Regions from separate parts of the Homo sapiens genome. Here region 2 is linked to region 1. The links are chromatin loops, found by intact Hi-C in ENCODE. Cell type or tissue: Panc1. All regions are shown on one strand.

What was found. A loop is a pair of places that touch in the nucleus more often than their neighbours do. Peaks named below come from ENCODE experiments on the same cell type or tissue, not always from the same donor. Only the 100,000 strongest peaks of a DNase experiment are listed, where the experiment ranks them.
Region 2: it touches region 1 in a loop (1.9-fold over the local background); 1 of 110 quality-filtered maps calls a loop at or near these places.

What each region holds. Positions count from the first base shown.
Region 1 is chr2:57,371,449-57,375,448 of GRCh38, forward strand. No RefSeq gene overlaps it. Among named protein-coding and RNA genes, the nearest start is that of VRK2, 670 kb to the right of the region's middle. In Panc1, no CTCF peak of the experiment used is centred here; a DNase peak (open chromatin) is centred at 2,047.
Region 2 is chr2:57,463,021-57,467,020 of GRCh38, forward strand. No RefSeq gene overlaps it. Among named protein-coding and RNA genes, the nearest start is that of VRK2, 580 kb to the right of the region's middle. In Panc1, no CTCF peak of the experiment used is centred here; no DNase peak of the experiment used is centred here; H3K4me3 peaks cover 436 bases.

The DNA of each region.
Region 1 (4,000 bases):
TGTGGATAGTGCTTTGTCTACTGAGCTGGTTGCTTCAAGTCATGGGTCAGAATTGTATTTTTATTACGGTTGGATCATTGTTGATTTGTATATTTAGTCCATTATGATGTAAAGTTTTATTTATTAAGGAAGACTCACAGTATTCATATAAGACAAAATGCAATTCAAAATATTTAAAGCAAAAAAGTATAATTTTATATTAGTAAAAATAAAATATAAAATTAAGATATAACCATATACATTATGGTATTTTTTTGCATTTGCTGAACATTATCATTTATATGCTTGTACATGTAAGTACAATTTCTAAACTAAAACTATAGATGTTTTTCTAAAATGCTAATTCTTAAAACATGCAGCTGAAGATTGTCTTGACACTCATAGTACACACTATTACATAATCAAAAGAAAATATTACTAAGATATAATTCATAAATGAGAATTATAATTAGGACTGGGTATTGCAACTGTTGTATTATGTTTTTCAAACATTTGAATAATTTTATTTTTTCAATTTATGGAGCAGAAATCTGTGATATTACATATTATGAACAGCTGTTAGATACATGATTGTTTTGCTTCTCATCTACTATTGTAAGGATGTGTATATATAGTAGTACTTTTTTAAAAAGAGAAATAGAAAACCTTTATGTAGTAAAGGCAACTATTAAGGACCAAAGGTATCTATCTACTTGTAAAATGCAATGTTTCCTGGAAAGATCTTATTATCTAGCTCAAAAGCTAGTATATTTTCATATTTGAAGGAATATTATAGCCCATTTTGATTCCTTACTTGAATTCATTTTAATGTCACAAACTTTCTTTAAAGAAGGAATGTCAGGGGTTGTTGTTGAGGAAATCATTTTATTTTATAGAGAAGTGACTGATTTGAGAAGTGGGAGATAAAGGCTTGCTAATGGTGGTTTTTTTAAAAAAGAATCTATCTCAGATGCTTGGTTTGATTGAGAAGATAAGTGTGGATGACTGCTATTAATCTTTGGAAAATTTTTGTCAGTTTCATTTTTAGGGGGACAATGGCTAGTCATACAAATGGTATGTATTAACAGAGATTGAAAAATATCTTCTCCCACTAACTCAGCTTCAAAATCAGGTCAGGTTGTTCTGTAAATGAAAACCCCACAAATGCTGTTTCTCTTATCCTCTTCTTTGGCTAAATCAGGACTCTAGACTTCAAAGCTAAAAATGTAGTCTTTTTCAGGAGTAATACAATCAGTGCAGATAAAAGTGAAAGTCACAGATTAGCCTCTTCAAACTTTAAAACTTAAGATGAAAAGACACATTTTAAATTTTATGGACAGTAAAATGTTGCACTAATCATGGAAATTTGACCTATAGGTAAAATTTTCTTTGATGTGTTTGTTTTAAGAGCAGTAAGCTAAGTCATGTAGTCATTAAACTGAGATAAGCCGAATGAGTTTGCTTTAATAAAGGTTCTAGGTAGTCTCTACAGATCTGTTTAAAAGTTGCAGTACATCTTTACTAACGTGTTCTTGGCATATCCTAGTTGACCAGCAAAAACCTGCTAAAATAAGCTTTAAAGACAATTTATATCCTTGTACACCACTGCTGAGTGCGTGTCTTGTAAATCTTTAGACTGGCCATGTTTTTCACTTATATCGTATCCCCTGTATAGAAAAGATTATCTTTTTACATGTTGAGCATCTTCTTTTAAATCTTAGGGAATTATAAGGAATAATACTTTTTAAGATGCCCATGCCCTCAAGAGTCTCAAGTACAGTATGGGAGCCAAATTGGTAAAGTCATAGTTTATAAGGTGTATTCTATAGGGAAGTAAGTGCTGTTTTAGAGTTTATAATATCATATATAACAAAATCACTAACTTTCTTGGAGAACTGACTAAGGCTTTGCAAAGAAAGCAAATTTTAATATGAATTTGGAATTACTAAAGTGATCAAAAAGAAATTTAAAAGAAAATTTAAAAAAAGAATCTTTTAGACAGAGGCAAGAGCACAGTCCAGAAAGGAATGAAAGGTCATAGAGTATTGAGGAAGTTCAGATAGGCTGGGGCATAGAACCTATAGCTGAAGATAGATTGTGGTAGACTTTCTGTGACAAAGAATCGGAACAGTGGCTTGTAGACAATGAGGAACCAATAAACAGGATCAAATTTCAATTTTTTTGGTATATTTTTGAAAACAATTAGCAGTGGCGTCATGAGTTATGAGTGGGGAATTAGCCAGGAGAATGAGAAATATGTGTCAGGAAGTTATGAGGCTGCTGCAGTGATGAGTAATCGAATACCAAAGCCCATTAGATAGGGAGGAAATAATGAATCCAGCCTCCATTTCTGAGGTCATCATTAGTGACTGATAGTCATGGATGGGAGAAAGAAATTGGAGATGAAGATTCTAATTTAGAGAAGGACAGTGGTACAAATAGTCAAGATAGAGGAAACTACAGGAGGAGTGACTAAGAGAGCTGGGACAGAGAATGAAAGTAGAAATAAACAAGTCCTTTACACCTGGTGATTCTGCAAGGTCCTACGAGACATAAGAACGGAGATATTCATTAAAGAGTTACAAATGTGGGTTTAGGTCTTGACCCATAAGTCCATAAATTTAGCACTTGATATTCTGTCAGCTGAAGAGCACACCTAGGAAGAGTATAACAAATGAGCAGAGAAAAGGTCAGAAATAAAACTCTAATGGATAATGACATTTGAAGGCATATGGAGGAAGAGAATACAAAAAATACTAAGAAAAAGTAACAAAAATAGAAGTTGTTGCTAGTGATGATAGTCTTCTGAAAGCCAAAGGAGATCATATCTAAAAGTCCAAAGTCCACATTGTCAAATGACAGCACATGAATCATAATGTTGCCATGTTAAAATACTTTTATGGTTATTTTGTTAAATTTTTATTGTATTTTCAAAAAACCAGGTGATGAGTAAGTACTAAAAGTGCCTTTACTGTTACAATGCCTTTTTCTTTTATCTTGCCCACAAAATAATGAATGTTATATTTAACATTTCTGTTTCTTTTGGTTTTTAACTTAGCTCTGTGTAAGGTAGAGATTGCATTTGACAGAGTAACAGAGTACCAAAATATAATGGCCTTAATATTCAAATATTTAATGTCTCATGTAAAGTAGCCCTCTCCAGTTTGCTACATTAGCTTTATGGTATTGTGGATCTGGCTCTTTGATCTAACAGGGTGCCTCACCGTCTTACAATGTGGCATCCATTCTCAAAGTCAGGATAATGGCTAAGGCTCTGGTCATCACATCTGACATAACAGTTTAATTTTTAAGCAGGGCAGAAGAGTAAAAATGGTGCTCCTTCCAGTTGACTAAGATCCCTTTAAAGAACCTTCCCAGAATTCCCTCCCAATACTTAATGTTTATTTGACCACATCTAGCGCAAATAAGATTGAAAATTTAGCCTTTATTTCTAGCAGTAACGGGTCAAAGTAGTATTTGTAGTCTAGCAAAGATAATAGATGTTCACTAGGTTACTAGCTGTCTTTGCCAGGAGCTCCTGAAATATGGACGAGTTTGGCTAGTTTAAAAAATAAAATGTAAAACTATTCAAATGTGGTCGTGTCCTTTACTCAAGTAACTAATCGTCAAGTGGAAAAACATATGTACATACAAAATACAGAAGCAGCATTCTTGCCATGAAGAAGATACATAAAAAGTGCAATGGGAAATAGTAGAAAAGTGATCCCTGATGGAATATAAATTTTCTGAGTGGCTAGTAATGGGACAGGATCAAAGAGGATGAAATACTTTTTCAGGCAGAGAAAATGACATGTGATAAAGCATCAAAGCATTGCTTGGTGAGAATAACATGGAATCTCAGGAATTGAAAGCAAATTCAAATATACATTCAAAGCTAAAATTAACTTAGAAAGCTAGGCACTTGGGGTGCGTGGAAACTTGTAGGTGCTGAGTATCAGCTACTGAAGAATTTTACGTGAAAGCTACCCCTAAAAACTGTAAGACAAATTATTTAGTAAAG
Region 2 (4,000 bases), 92 kb after region 1:
TCTTTATTTATTTTATTGTATATATTTATGGGATAAAATGTGACATTTTGATATATGTGTATACATTGTGGAGTGACTAAATCAAGCTAATTAAGATATTCATCACCTTACATAATTATTTGTTTATTGATAACATTTAAAACCTACTCTCTTTGCAATTTTTAAGTATACAGTACCTTATTATTTACTATAGTAATCATGCTGTACAATATATTTCTAGAAGTAATTCCTTCTAATTGAAACTTTATACTCTTTCACCAACAGCTGACCAACCAACCCCCCGAGCCCCCAGTCCCTGGTAATCACAACACTACTCTCTGTTTCTATGAGTATGACTATTTTAGATTTCACATATATGTAAGATCATGCGGTATTTTTCTTTCTGTGCCTGGTTTATTTCACTTAGCATCGTGTCTTGCAGGTTTATCCATGTTATTGAAAATGACAGGATTTCCTTTTCTTCAGGCTGAATAATATTTCATTGTGTACACATTTTCTTTAATCATTTGTCTCTTTATGGGCACACATTTATTTCATATCATTGTAGTCATGAATATTGCCACAATGAACATGGGAATACAGATGTCTCTTCAGCATGCTGATTTCGTTCCCTTTGGGGATATACATATATATATATAATATATAAAAATATATATACACACACACACAATTATATATTAAAATATATTTTATACATATTATATATATATATAAGGAGACTTGCTGTATCATACGGTAGTTTTATTTTTAATTTTTTGAGGCATCTCCATAGCATTTTCCGTAATAGCTGTGCTAATTTATATTCACACCATCAGTGAGCAAGAGTTCCACCTTCTCCACATCCTTGCCAACACTTCTTATCTTTCGTTTTTTTGATAACAGCTATTCTAACAGTTGCAAGGTGATATCTCACAGTGGCTTTAATTTGCATTTCTCTAATAATTAGTGAAGCTGAGCATTTTTTCATAGACCTCTTGGTCATTTCAATGTTTTTTTTTTTTTTTTTGAGATAGGTCTATTTAGGTCCTTAGTCCCCCCTTTTTTTTTTTTTTTTTTTTGAGATGGAGTCTCACTCTGTCACCCAGGCTGGAGTACAGTGGCACGATCTTGGCTCACTGCAACCTCCACCTTCTGGGTTCAAGGGATTCCCCTGCCTCAACCTCCTGAGTAGCTGGGATCATAGGCATGCACAACCATGCCCAGCTAATTTTTGTTTTTGTTTTTGTTTTTTGTATTTTTAGTAAAGACGAGTTTCAACCATGTTGGCCAGGCTGGTCTCAAACTCCTGACCTCCCAAAGTGCTGGGATTACAGGCTTGAGCTACCATGCCCCGCCCCTTAGTCCATTTATTAATCAACTTATTTGTTTTCTTGCTATTGAGGTGTGTTTTTTTTTGTTTTTTTTTTTTGTTTGTTTTTTTTTTAGTTTCTTATATGTTTTTCACTTGATCTTAGCCAAAAAAAAAGGAGCATTGGCCGGGCGCGGTGGTTCACGCCTGTAATCCCAGCACTTTGGGAGGCTGAGGCGGGTGGATCACGAGGTCAGGAGATCGAGACTATCCCGACTAACAGGGTGAAACCCCATCTCTACTAAAAATACAAAAAAATTAGCCAGGCGTGGTGGAGGGCGCCTGTGGTCCCAGCTACTCGAAAGGCTGAGGCAGGAGAATGGCCTGAACCCAGGAGCCAGAGCTTGCAGTGAGCCGAGTTCATGCCACTGCACTCCAGCCTGGGCGACGGAGCAAGACCCCATCTCAAGAAAAAAAAAGGAGCATTGATTTTCTTTTATATTTTGGATATAAACATCTTAGGTTTGCCAATATTTTCTCTCATTTCTTTAGTTTGCCTCTTCACTCTGTTGATTATTTTCCTTACTGTGTTGATTTTTTTTGTTTGATACTATCCCATTTATGTTTGCTTTCCTTGCCTATGCTTTTGGGATCACAGTCAACAAATCGTTGCCAAGGTCAAATTGTGGTAAGTTTCAAATGTTCTAGATTTTCTATCCTATTCCTCCATTGTTTTGCAAAGCCCCTTCTTCTAAGGTTCTCAGAGAAGTCAATATAACCAAATTTTATGAATACGAATCATAAATTGTAGTTTAAAAAGAGACTTTAGCGTTCATTTAGCCTACTCCTTTTTGTTTAATTTAAGAGAAATTAAGTGGAGGGGAGCAGTAGCACAGTTTGTCAAGAGAATACCTGACTGTGGCCTTAGACATAGACACCAATACCTCGTTTGCCACTCAGAGACTACGTGACTTCGAACAAATCACCTAGCGCATCTGAGTTTCAGTTTCATTATCTGTTAAATGGGGATTATAACATTATAACATCTTCTTTGAAATGCAATTTTGAAAATTAAATTAGTAAACATAAATTCAAGAGTCTCAATGTAAATGATATTCCTTAAGGACATACAGCTAGATATTTTCAGATATGCAAAATCAGAAATTTCTGACTTCCAATACAGTTACCATTCCCAATGTTCACCCCTGCTTCAAGAAGTGTAAAATTCGCTGGTAATATAGGAATCTCATACAGAGTGCTTACATTACAATGCACACTGATGATATAGAATAAATCCACAAATCAAAAAGAGATTGGCCATTTTCTATCAAAAGAGGTAGAGACAACAGAAACAACAATATAATAGAGGCATCCCTGGTATCTGAGGCAGATTGGAAGTGGCTACATTTAGATTATCTATCTTTGTCTCTATATCTGTCTCTCTCTTTATCTTTCTTTCTCTCTCTCTCACCGCCAGAACATAGTAAGTAAGATATATTAATCAAAATTGTCATTTCAGCATATCAGATTGGATAAAAAGAAAGTAAATGAAAGCCAAAAAGGGGAAAATTCTGAGTTCTTTTTCTTTCATTCACTCACACTTCTAGAGCGTTTTTCCAATTCAGAGTGTTCTGACATCTCAGTAATGACAGTAATATCCTGTTAGAGCAAACATCTCTCAGACCCGATTCTGCTGCAGAACTAAAATGAGGTGTTTCTTAGTGATAAGTGAATTTCTATTGAAGAAAATTTGAAAGAGAGATTCACAGCTTTCTTTCACCACTTTCTATGCAAAAAAAAAAAAAGCCATACCCTATCCAATCAGACATTGGAATGTGCTTTTCACTGCTGTAACACTGTACCACCACTCTACATTGTGAGGCTCTATTTATAGAAATAGCTAGTATTTATTAAGCACTCACTCTATACCAAGCTCTCTGCTAGGGGCTTTATATGTGTTATCTAGTGCAATCCTCAAAATAAGCAGAAGAGTGCATCAGGATGCTTATTTTTTAAAGAGACGACAGTTTTTTAAAAATTATTTATTTTTCAGCTTTTATTATGGGTTTAGTGGGAACATGTGGACTGTTACACAGGTATATTGCATGCTGCTGAGGTTCATAGTATGAATGAATCTGTCTCCCAGGTGGTGAGCATAGCACCCAGTAGGTAGTTTTTCAGCCCCTTGACTCCTTCTCTCTCTCCTTCCTCTTGTATTTCCCAGTGTCTATTGTTCTCATCTTTATGTCCATGTGTACTTGATGTTCAGCTCCCACTTATAAATGAGAACATGCAGTATTTGGTTATCTGTTTCTGTATTAGTTCACTTAGGATAATGGCCTCCAGCTGCATCCATGTTACTGCAAAGAACATGATTTCATTCTTTTTATGGTTCCATAGTATTCCATGGTATAAATGTACCACATATTCTTTATCCAATCCAGAGTTGATTGGCATCTAGCAAATGTCTTTGCTATTGTGAATAGCACTGTGATGAACGTATGGGTACGTGTGTCTTTTTGGTAGAATGACCAGATTCACAGATTGGTTTCCTTTGGGTACATACCTGATAGTGGAATCACTGCATCCAATTATAGTTTAACTCTTAGTTCTCTGAGAAACCTCCAAACTGCTCCCCCGAGTGTCTGGACTAATTTACATTCCCACAAGCAGTGTATAAGTATCCCTCTTTCTCCACAGCCTTGCCAGTAT